3 separate regions of the Homo sapiens genome follow, and regions 1 and 3 are each linked to region 2. The links are chromatin contacts, found by Hi-C or POLR2A ChIA-PET in ENCODE. All regions are on one chromosome and are shown on one strand. Each heading gives the region's core, a stretch centred on a gene start or an enhancer-like site at or near the end of the contact. The rest is flanking DNA. Distances are from core to core; before and after follow the strand shown.

Region 1 (3,945 bases), core at 731-3,230, 930 kb after region 2:
CAGTCCATGGGACTCTGGGTGGCTGGGAATATTTGAGACATATGGGATGGGAGCTTGGGAAGAAGCAGCCATGGGGAGAGATGGGAACAACGGACAACTTGAGGCCATAGAAGTACCTGGACTGCAGTCCTGGTCCTGTCATGGACGAGCGGGGTGACCCTGGGTGAGCCCACTCCTTCTCTAGGCCTCAGCTTCCCCATCCGTATAATGGGGAGAGTGGGTCTAGGTAATGTCTCAGGGTGGTATTGTCCAGGCCCTGACCACAGAGCACTATCACCAGAGTGGGCAGGGCCAAGCTGGGTCAGGGCTCTGTGCTCTGAGGCTGTTTCCTCATGGCAGGTGGGGGTGCCAGGGCAGGAAAGGCGCCACTGTAAGAGGTCCCGTCTGAGCCAGGCAGCCCCAGTGAGGCAAGGACTCGGGCCATGAGGCATCCTCTCCTGGCAGGAGTGTCCTTTGGCCAGAGAAGGGGATTGTGATCCTGCTCCCAGGTGAGGCTAAGCTTGCCCTGGGAACACACCTCACTCTTCCTCTCTAGAAGCTCAGGCCCACCGAGGGCCAGGAAGCTAAGGTCAGGGTGGTGGACAGCAGAATCTAGGCTTCTGATTTGAGAGGTGTCAGAAATACACCCCAGGATAGTCTGCCAGCACACAGACACCGGTGGTCCCCACCCTGCACCCAGCCCATCCTTGCTAGGCCCACCCTTCCCCAGGAGTGTGTGCCTTGGACCCAATCTTTATCTTCGGCTGGGGCCTCACTGCAGCACAGTGTCCCATTGCCTACTGGTGATCTCATCCCAGTCCCCCGACACCTCAAAGTTCATCCAAAACTGACCTCAGTGTCTGCCCCCACCCCTCCTGCTCCTCCCCTTCCAGTCACCCAAGCATGAAACAGGGGAGTGGGACTCCCTTTCCTCACCTTCCACATCCAGTTCCTCACCAAGACCCAAGGGTTCTTCAAATAACCCTCAACTCCCTCTCCTCTCCATCTCCTTGTCACTGCCCTGATCCAGCCACCCCTGGTGACAGTCAGGTCCTCCTGCCTCCAGTCTGGCCCCCTCCAACCCATTTCCCACATGGCAGCAAAGATATCTTTGGAAAATGCCAATCCGATCACTCCATTTCACCACTTTAATCTTGTCAGCAACCCTTTATAAACACAGTTTCCTTTTGAAAGCCTGCTGGGATCTGGCCGCTGCCCCCACTGTCTGGGCTAATCTCTCAGCACTGCCCCCAGCTCCGGCTCTACTTGCCAACCCCCTACCCATCTTTGTAGGTGACATGTCCACTGCCTGCCATGCCCCTTCTCTGCCCAGTGAACTCCCACTCATCCTTCAAGGCCCAACTCCAGTGTGTCCTCCTCTGGGAAGCCTTCTCACCCCCCACCCCAGGCTGAGCTGGTAACTCCCTCCCCTGGGCTCTCCCAGAGCCTTCCCCAAAGCTTGTTTACCCGTCTGAATCTGACCTGGCTGAGCTCCTTGAAGACAGAGCCCTGCCTTATTTATTTTCAGTCCTTAGAGAGAGGCTCAGGGAATGTGAGAAGGTAGAGGGAGGGAGGGAGGGAGGGAGGAGGGGAGAAAAGAAGGCAGGCAGGAAGGAGGCAGAAGAAGAAAGGCAGGAGAGAAGAAAGGAAGGAAGAAAAGGATAAGTCAAGCAAAGATATTGAGGAGCAATTCATTCATCCATCTATCTATCCATCCATTCCTTCCTTCGACAAATATCTGCTGAGTTCCTATCAAGCACCATTCTTGGCACTAAGGATATAACAGTTAACAAGCGGAAGCTACCAGCAGCTGACCCTCAACATTTCCAGGTGACTTTGGTGTGTGCATATGTGAGTGTGTGTGTACACGTGGGTGCAAGCCCTCTGTCTGCACAGGCCTGTTGCCAGGGCACCTGTCTTCCCTAGGGTCTGGTGCTTTTAGCCTCTGGCTCCAGCTCCTATTGCAGCCCGAAATAAGGCTGTGACCCATGGCAAGGCAGGAATGATTCTCATCAGCTGAAGCCAGAGCTGGCTGCAGGGGACACCCTGCTCGCTGCCTACTGACTGCTGACCGCTGACTGCCTACAGGGACGCCACGCAACTCTCAGCTTCCCGACAGAGGTGTTAATCTTGAGGGTCTAAGATTCCCTCCTGCCTATTGTGGTCCCATCCTCTCAGGTACCAGCATCCTAGGGGAGCTTGGGGAACTCAGGGGAGTGGGCAGAGGAGGTGAGCCAATCCCCAGAGCTCCTTCCCCCGGAGAGGAAGGGCCCTGCAGTGGATCTAGGGAGTTTGGGGCCCCATGCAAGCCTCGATCCTGGTTTGGGAGGAGAGGAACTCTAAGCTCTAGGTTACCCTGCATTAAATGGGGAGGGTGTGGCTAGGATTAAAGGTGGGGAATAGGTAATGGCTCTGCTCAGGACTTTGGGATTTTTAGGCAGTAGAGGGAAGCAGCTTCTCTGTAAAATGAGAGACCCTTCCCAGCATCTGTGAATTTCTGTAAAGGGAGTGTTTATCAAGAAACAGATCTGTGGACTGTGGAATCCTAAACGGTTGTGATCGAGGCATTCTCAATCATCCCATGACCCTCACCCCAAATGCATGTAGACACACTCATGTTTACGTATAGTTTTAGGGGGTTTGTGAACACCCTAAAGCCCATCCATGGATCTCTGTGATTTAGCCTAACCCCCTACTGTTACAGATGGGGGAACTGAGGTGCAGAGCTGGAAAGCTACTTGTTCGCAGTTACAGAGAAAGCCAGGGACACCCACTAGACTCCAGTTGCACAATGCAGTGCCCACTGACTCCCAGGGCCCCTTGTCGGTGTTGGGGATACAGATGAAGGCAGATTGTTTTCTAAAGGAAGGAGTATAGGAAAACCTGGAGGCAAAGGAGAAGGGTACCCAGGTGGGTGGTCAGTCGAGGAGCTCAAGGGCTCTGCCTCTTCTCCAGAGGGCAAGTTAAGGTACCTGGGCAAGTTAAGGGCTCTGGACCTCATTTTATTTGCAAATCTCTTCCAAGATTCTTTGAAAGTGCCATGAGATACAAATAGGGGGATGGAACAGGAGGAAGAGAAGGGACGAGGGAGAAGAGAACACCACGGAAGTTAGCCCAGTAGCGGGGAGATGGGGAGGACGGGGGATGGTTCTCTCTGCTTGGTTGGACCAGCCTGTGCCCTCAAGCGTCAGGGCCAAGTGCCAAGGATGAAAGGGGCTCACCAGCCTTGCAGACCCCAGTGTAACCCCAACCTAGTCCATCCTCCCCCTTCCCCTAACTTAAACCTCCAACTTCTTTCAGCCTTGGACTAGGACTCTCCTGGGTCAACCGATGACAGTAGTGCCTGAGACCTTTGCCTGCCCCACCCGGATGCCCCTGGCACCTACTCTCCCTCTGATCAGGATGCCAGAGCTGGGAAAAGGCCCTAGAAACCACCCCTGAAGAGACAGTGCTTCCCTAGCAACATGAAAATAGATTCGTGCAAACTTGAGCACCTCCCTCTCGTTCCCTGGGCCTCAGTCTCCTCTGCACGGAGACCCTGAAGTCCCTTCCAGCTCAGACATCCCTTGCTTGTGATTTGGGGCTGGCCTAAAGCTGTTCAGGACTGGGGCAGGGTGAACCAGAGACTGGAAGGAGGTCTGGGGAGAAATGGAGGCAGCCTGGTCCATTTATGGGGGTCTCTCCTCCACAGGATGATCCCCAAGGAGCAGAAGGGGCCAGTGATGGCTGCCATGGGGGACCTCACTGAACCAGGTAAGGTGGTTCTAGCCTCATGCCTTCCTCAGACTCCATCATTTCCTTGCTCCCAGGCTGCACTCACTCTGGCCTGCTGGCCCCAGGCCTGGGCAGACAGGTGTGAGCTCCAGGCCAGCTCTGAGGGAGTGCCTGTAGAATTTGCTGCCTAGGCTGGGAAGCTTCCCTGAGGCACTGGGAGGGGTCTTGCCCATCTGTCCACAGACCCAGGAG
Region 2 (3,678 bases), core at 402-2,901:
GGCAGTGCCCTCATCTCCTGTTTGGTAAACAACAGGGCATGATGATGAGAGTTCAAGGTTGGAGTCAGGAGGTCTGAGTTCTGGTTCTGGCTCAGGCAGTCACTCCATGTACACATTGACAGTCAGTTTCCTTATCTGTATAATGTGTGGTGGTGGTGGTGGCAGAGAATCAAAATTCTCCAGCTTTTTCAGTTAACACATCATCTATTAAGTGCCTACTATGTGCCAGAAACGGCAGATACAGCAAGTGCAAAAGCAGATTTAGGCCCTGCTTTCATGGTGTTAGAGTCTTGTAAGGAGAGATACAAAGATTAAGTCTTCATTGCAACAAATGTAAAACGGCAACTGTGACCAGCTTTTAGAGAAAAAAGGCCTGCTGGTGGAGCTAAGGGAGCCCATGATGGTGGAGGTGGAAGGAGAGGAAATGGCTTGACAGTCCAAGGGGTAATAGGGAAAGATGCCCCGAAGAGATTACTAGGTGAGTGGCAAGCCCGTTGTGAGCGGGCCTGCGGAGGCTGGCAGGAGCCCAGCCCCTTCATGCATTGTGGGCATTGGTAAGAGAACTCATTGGAGTTTTTTGGGGGAAGGGTGCTGGGGACGATGGCAGAGAGAGATATATGATCAGGTTTAGCACAGAATATAGGCAAACGCACCCTTCAAGTAAAAGATAAAAATGCCTCCTCCTCCAAGGAGACTTCCTTGATTTCTTTGCTTTTGATCTATGGTATTTCTCCCTCCTTCTCTGGCCTTGTAGCCTGGGTAGAGAAACAGTCCTCCAGGGGAGTAAGACCTAAGCTTTCCCTTCCTGCAACTGATGTGCGCTGTAGCTTTGAACGAGGTCCTAGGTATATACATACATACATACATACATACATACATACATACATATATATATACATACATATATATACACATACATATATATACATACATATATATACACATACATACATACATATATACACATACATACATACATACATATATATACACATACATACATATATATATATATATATATATATTTTTTTTTTTTTTTTTTTTTCAGGAGGGATATGAAGAGTGACTTACAGGCGCCCGCCACCATGCCTGGCTAATTTTTTTTGTATTTTCAGTAGAGACGGGGTTTCACCATGTTGGCCAGGCTGGTCTCAAACTCCTGACCTCAGGTGATCCACCCGCCTCGGCCTCCCAAAGTGCTGGGATTACAGGCGTGAGCCACTGCGCCCGGCCTTCGAACGAGGTCCTATTCCTTCTCGAGCCTCAGTTTCCCCAGCTGTGCAGAAGAAGCAGGTTGTCTCGCAGGACCCGCCCAGCGCTAACGCAACGTGATTCGCTCTGGCAGGAGCCGGGGGCTGCCCGCATTGCTGCGCAGGCATCGGGCTGCTGGCTGGGGCACCGCCACCTGGCTGCCTGCGCTTTACCCCTTGCTGAGGGCTGCGTGAGCTGGTCGCGGCGCCAGACACGGCGCAGGAAAGTGGGTGAGCGACCCCCGGCTCCCGCGGGCGCCGCGCGGCCCCGCCCCCGCAGCTAGCGGCCCTGCGGCAGCCGGGGGCTCGAGCTCCGCCCTCCGCCTCCCGCCGGCCTCACTCCCTCCTCCCTCCTCCCTTGCTCGCTCGCTGGCTCCCTCCCCCCGGGCCGGCTCGGCGTTGACTCCGCCGCACGCTGCAGCCGCGGCTGGAAGATGGCGGGGAACGACTGCGGCGCGCTGCTGGACGAAGAGCTCTCCTCCTTCTTCCTCAACTATCTCGCTGACACGCAGGTACGGCCGGCTGGGGCTGCGGGCCCGGGGCCAGGGGTGCTGAGCTGCGGGGGCCGCAGCTGCAGCCGCGGAGGCCGGGAGGCAGCGGTGGGAGCCCTGGGGTAACTGGGGGTTCCAGGCTGCAGAGCCCCCCTTCCAGGCGCCCTGCGATGCGCTCCGTTACCGGGGCAGGGAGCCGGAGGTCTCCCGGCGCGTGCCGGAGCGCTGGGGGCGCTACGGCCGCTGGGGAGGGTCTAGCCTTGGCCGCTTGGAGTCTGCCACCCCGCGGGCAAAACTGGGGGGTACCGCGCTTCCTTTGGGAGGTGGAGGCGCGCCACGGTGTGGGGTACCCTCAGGCTGGCGCTGGGTGCTGGAGGCGCGCCGTCAGCGCCCGGCACTTGCTGCCGTACTTTCACGTGGACTTGTGGCCCCGGCACGGGTGCATGCCCGGGTCTCCGGAGTCCCCTAGTCCTCCAGGCTGTAGTCCCCAGAGTGCTGTTGCTGGCCCCCCGCGGCTTTCTACCCGCGCCCGCAGCGCGGAGTTTCCTGCCAGTTGCCGGCTAAAGGCATAAGGGTCTGCGGGGCACGTGGACATGCGGGCGGAGACAGCGTCTTCCTGGTTTCGCTATCGGGCGGAGCCCCCTGGGGGGAAAAGCCAGGCTGGATGGGGGCGGAAGGACTGTCTGGGGGCGCCTGGGTCCCCCTGCGGTGCGCGGCCCCGGTGCGCGCTCCACGATGCAGGGGGAAGGGAAGGCGAGGCGGAGTCCCAGGCACTGGCTGAGCCCGGGAGCCCCACTGGCGACACGCGCGTGACAGGAGAGGGTGCTCTGGTGTGCCGGGGCGCGGGGGAGCGAGGAAGCTGGTGGCTTGGAGACTGGGAGAGGGGTGCTGCTGGGACAAGCAGCCACCAAAAATGTCAGCACGAGGCGTGCGCGGCCCCCACCCCTTCCCCCATTTTCCCCACCCAATGCCTGTTGCAAGCATAAAGTTTGGCTCCAGAGTTAGGGCTTTTTCTCTGGGCGCCCGGCTGCGGGTCATTGGGAAGCTGAGGATGCGGCGGAACCTCGGAGGAGCCCCGGGTGCTGGCACACGCCTGGGCACGGAGAGGGGCGGCCGGGCGGAACCGGGCGCGGCTCGCGGGGGCTGGTTTGGTACCTGGAGTGGGAGCGCCGGTGCCGGCCCGTTTTGCATAACAGTGGAAGGGAGGGGGAAGGCGGAGATTGGGGGAGGGAGGTGGGAGGAGAGAGAGGGAAACTTTGCTTCTTGTTATAATCTGCCTGTCTTTGGGCGGCAGCAGCTGTCATGGGACCGGGTGGGCGGGGAGAGGCTTGCAAGCTGACTCCTTGCGGTGAAACGCGACTTGGAAGGGACGCCGCAGCCGAGACGTTCAGCTCCGGGCAGCGACTTCGGGCTGGCGGCTGGGACGGCGTGGCGTGGCAGGGTGTCGCCGAGAGGAAGCCCGCCACGCGGGAGGCAGGCCGCCCCTGGCCCGCTGCAGACGCCGCTGCGTAGGGGAGCCGCGGGGCCGCGTGGTCGGTGGCGGGCGCGCTCGGGTGGGTTCGCGGCAGAGGCCGGAGGGGCTAGTGGCGTGTGATTGCGCTTCTCGAGATCGAGGGGAATGTGTGATGAGCGGGTTGCGCGCGCGGGTGTGTGTGTGTGTGTGTGTGTGTGTGTGTGTGCACACGCCGCGCGCGCCGGGCGCGTACCTTTACCTCTGACGAAACTGCGGTGGAGCTCCCGCCGTCGTCGCCGGGCTCCGTCACACGCCCCGCGCCGGTGTCTGCGCCGAAGGCAGGTCCCAGCCTCAGTACCCCCAGAGCCGACAGCTTGGGGCTAGCGGGCACTGAGTGCGGGAGGAGGGGCAGAGTCACTCCTGGGAAGATTCTGTCCCCAGATCTCGAAATTGCCCTGGGGCGTCTCCGAATCTCTTGGCTGAA
Region 3 (3,635 bases), core at 815-3,314, 520 kb after region 2:
TTGGAATGAGTGCCTGTTAACTTTATAAATTAAGTTGGCTTTAGATCTGTGGTTTTCAAATATTCTTGAGAAAACTTGGTTTTCAAGAGAAATTTTACCCAAAAGTCTAATACATAAAATAGAGGAAAGATAATAGTGCCTAGCATCTCATGAGTGTGTATTACATACCAGCACCTTGCTAAGCTCTCAGGGCGCATTGTATTAGTTAATCCTCACCAATAGGCTTAGGAGGTGGAGATCTCTTTTAACCTCATTGCATGAATGAAGAAGCGCAGGCTCAGGGAATATAAATACCCAGCCGAGGTCCAGCTGCAGGCAAGCCCAAGGGCTCTCTTCACCATGATCATGCTCTGGTTGAAGTGGGTATGAGAAGCCCAGAACCATTTAACCTGGCATCCCCCTTCCACATCCCACAGCACCCCATCCGCTGCCAGAGGTGCCTCCCCAGTCCAGTACCTTTGGGATCTAAAGAGTTCAATTTGAAAACCACTGTCTTGGACTAATAACCAAATAATTATGTATTCCTCTAGCACCCAAGATGAGAAGGGAGAATGATTAGATAGGATTTTATTGCTTTTTTTGTTTGTTTTTAAAGCTGCAATCTTGGAAATGATCATCAAATCCACACCCCACTCGTTGTACTTAGGGGAAAATTCAAGCTGGGAGGAGAAGGCTAAGTACAGAGGGGAGACCCAATCCTGGCCTTGGACATCTAGCCCAGACTCCCTCGCATGCAACCTTGACAGACCAAAACCAGCGGCCAGAGACCATAAATGCCTCCTTAGACAAAGCCATCAAGCCACCAGCACATCTGGCTGTATTCATACAGCATCCCACACCTTCCAATGTCCTGGGCACATCCCAGCCCTGGGGCCCTCGCCAGGCAGGGCTCTGAGCCCAGAAAAAGGCAGGGTCTCAAGAGAGGATAAGATCGAGTGGCAGAGGAGGAGGGAACTGCAGAGAGCAGGGGACCAGGCCCCAGAGAGCAGAGGGAGAAGAGAGAAGAGACGGGAAGGAGGACCGCAGGATGTGGAGGGACCACAGGGTAACTCGGGCTCTAGGGGTGGGACAGGGCAGGCCCTTGGAGCCGGGAGGGGATTTTGGAACTGAACCAGCACCAGCAAGCCTTGCCGGGAGGGGGCACCTTGGAACCCAAAGCCAAGAGGAATGGCTGTCCATCCTCCACGAGCTTTCTGGGTGGAACTAAGGTGTACAGCGGGGCAGGGGCCCGATCCAGCCCACACATAGGCAGGACGGAGGTCACCCCTCATGACCATTTCTGTCCTCTCCTTGCACCCTCTCTTGCACACCAGCTCTCCAGCCTCGGAGAACCACAGAAATCTCCTTCTGACCTGCCCCTTTCCTTGCGCCTGCCCCCACCCCAGCACACCTGTCACTTCCACCCTCCTCCAGTCCCCCCTCTCCCATCTGCCCCCCAACAGTCACGGCGCAACGGTGGGCACCAAAGCCTAGGTCGTGGGTCTGGAGACAGCCTGGCCACAAATGTGGCCCACGTCTGCCCAGGACACCATCAGCAAGGCCCGGGTCTTGCTCCAGGCCTGAAAGCCGGTCTCTGTTGGCAGAAACGCTGCCAGAGCCAAGCCCTGCCAGGCTCCTGGAGGGGCTTACCTTCACACCATCGCTCTTCTTGTTTCCCCCACTCTTCCCTCCTGTGGAGGAGAAAAAGTAGAGGGTTAACAACGCCAGGCAGGGCACCAGGGCCCACAGGGCGAGGACGAGCAGCATCCACACGCAGCCGGAGGGCAGACTGCAGGGAGCAGAGCTGGCCCAGCGATCCTGGGGGAGGCCTCCTCCTCCTCCTCCTCCTCCTCCTCCTCCTCCTCCCTCCTTGGAGGCCCAGGGACTGCCTGGGTTCCCCGCCTTCTCAGCAATCTCAAGCGTAACCCTCTGGCTTCATGGGTTGAGGGAGGTGTCCAACATGTCCCAGGACTGTGGGCTGCTGTTTCAGCCCGGGGATTCCCTCTGAATCCCTGTCACCACCGTGCTGGCGGTGGCCAACCCGAGGTCTGGCTGCCTGGCCCCAGGCTGGACACGCCCTCCCCACCCTGGCCCTCTCTAATTTTAGCCCCATGCTGCTGCGGAGGTCATGTGTCAGCCCTGCCTACTCACTCCGGACAGCTGCAGGCTGCGTCTTGCCAGTGACAAGAAGCAGATGCCCCCACTGGGGCCCACCCTGCCAGAGCACCCATCCCCTGCCTCTCTCCTCAGGCCATATAGGCCTCCCCAACCTCAGACTCCAGAGCCCCATATTGGCACTGGCTATGGCCCGGGTGGCAGGGACAACCAGAGCAACAGCTCTTTGGGGGCTTCCCCTGCTGTCATTTCCCCTTACCTCCCTCCTCACCTCCTGGCCAGAGCCCTGGAAGTGGGCATCAGCCAGGAAATGGCCTGAATGTCCAGCCCTGCCCACAGGCATCCGGCTGCTTCAGACTTAAGCAAATACCTTAAATGAAACAAGGTATCTGTGAAGTACTTAGCAAAGCACCTGACCCATAAGCCGCACATGCTCAGGAAATGGTAGCCATGATAAGACTTCTCCTGGTGGCCTTGAGAGGGGGAGTTGGGAGGAGGGTCATATGAGCCACTGATGCCCCAGGGGCTCTGAGGCATGGGGCTCATGGCAGGTCACCTTCCCAGTCACCCCCACATTTCCACCTATGACCCCTTCGAGGCTCTCATTCCAAGTTCCCTACTTGCAAACCAAGGCAGGGGCCACCTCTGGATCCCGAAGCTGACAGGAATGGCTGTCCATTCACCACAGGCTTTGGAGGGTTGGACTAGGATGTGCAGTGGGGCAGGGGGAGTGCTTTCTCCTCGAGCCTCAAGGTAGACGCCCCTCTCAGCTCCAGCCTACTGTCACAGGATCGTGGGTCCAGTGAGGCCACAGCGTCTAATTTTCAAGAGACGACAGCAATCTGGGGTTTTCTATGAAATTTCCTAATTTTTAAGTGTTAGAAACTCATTCAAAAAAATTTTTAAAACACCCCTACCTCCACAAAGCATATCAAGAGATTCAATCCAGCTCACAGGCCGCCATTTTGTGAGCTCAGGACTAGAGTTCTTTAGGGTGCTTCAGTTGTTAAAAAAAGACTCTGACTATCTGGGTAGCTCATCTTTCAGTTTACGGAATGGCAGGATCCTTGTCCAGGGAGAGGGTGGGAAGGCAGTTTAACGAGGTAGGAAAAGCCCAGTCAGAAGTTCTAGTATCTGCCCACCTCTGGGTCTCACTCCTCCCAACTGGTTACATGGGCAGGTGGACCCACTCAATGCAGCCAGCTGCCCCCTTCTCAGAGCTGCCCTCTTGCTGTGGTGCTGGCCACAAATCTGCAGCAGCTTTCTCGGCTGGCCCCAGCCCCAGTCAGAGGGCCCCTCGGGTGAGCTTTGCTCTATCTGCTATCTATATCTCCTCTACTGCCTGCCAGCGGCCTGCGCTCCCCAGAAGGAAGCCTCTGGAGGGCACTGGCCCCAGCCCTCTCTGATGTGCCAAGAGGAGCTTCTTGCTAAACCCTGACAATAATCCCTTCCCCTTCTCTCTGCAAAGCCACATGCCTCAGGTGATTGGGCACTCCCTGCCTTAACCAGCCCAGTTTGGCCAAGGGCCTGGGACGCTCCTG

The links. Hi-C counts contacts between places; a loop is a spot of excess contacts on that map. ChIA-PET counts read pairs that join two places held with the same protein, here RNA polymerase II (POLR2A). Pooled maps may share reads with other maps.
Region 1: a map of CD8-positive, alpha-beta T cell shows a loop between it and region 2 (7-fold over the local background). The contact joins the promoter of MYOZ3 here to the promoter of PPARGC1B in region 2. A Hi-C loop is called at or near these places in 1 of 168 maps with a recorded cell type or tissue (CD8-positive, alpha-beta T cell). POLR2A ChIA-PET finds 5 or more read pairs at or near these places in 2 of 52 experiments (AG04449 and CD8-positive, alpha-beta memory T cell).
Region 3: a map of gastrocnemius medialis shows a loop between it and region 2 (3-fold over the local background). The contact joins the enhancer-like site here to the promoter of PPARGC1B in region 2. A Hi-C loop is called at or near these places in 1 of 168 maps with a recorded cell type or tissue (gastrocnemius medialis) and 1 of 50 pooled maps. POLR2A ChIA-PET finds 5 or more read pairs at or near these places in 1 of 52 experiments (OCI-LY7).

What each region holds. Positions count from the first base shown.
Region 1 is chr5:150,659,271-150,663,215 of GRCh38, forward strand. It overlaps MYOZ3 (myozenin 3), which reads left to right and starts at 1,981. Exons shown (of 7, transcript NM_001122853.3): 1 at 1,981-2,157; 2 at 3,671-3,732. The coding sequence starts at 3,672.
Region 2 is chr5:149,728,659-149,732,336 of GRCh38, forward strand. PPARGC1B (PPARG coactivator 1 beta) reads left to right here and starts at 1,652. Exons shown (of 12, transcript NM_133263.4): 1 at 1,652-1,762. The coding sequence starts at 1,685. RefSeq lists enhancers at 1,251-1,901, 2,140-2,259, 2,270-2,319 and silencers at 1,310-1,989, 2,790-2,889, 2,900-2,949, 2,970-3,059, 3,090-3,319.
Region 3 is chr5:150,243,532-150,247,166 of GRCh38, forward strand. It overlaps CAMK2A (calcium/calmodulin dependent protein kinase II alpha), which reads right to left. Exons shown (of 19, transcript NM_015981.4): 13 at 1,630-1,670. Among named protein-coding and RNA genes, the nearest start is that of CAMK2A, 44 kb to the right of the region's middle. Within about 2 kb of position 2,065, at least 6 of the 41 ENCODE cell types and tissues checked have a DNase peak (open chromatin) inside an H3K27ac peak, as active enhancers do; they include gastrocnemius medialis, where a contact is called at or near this core.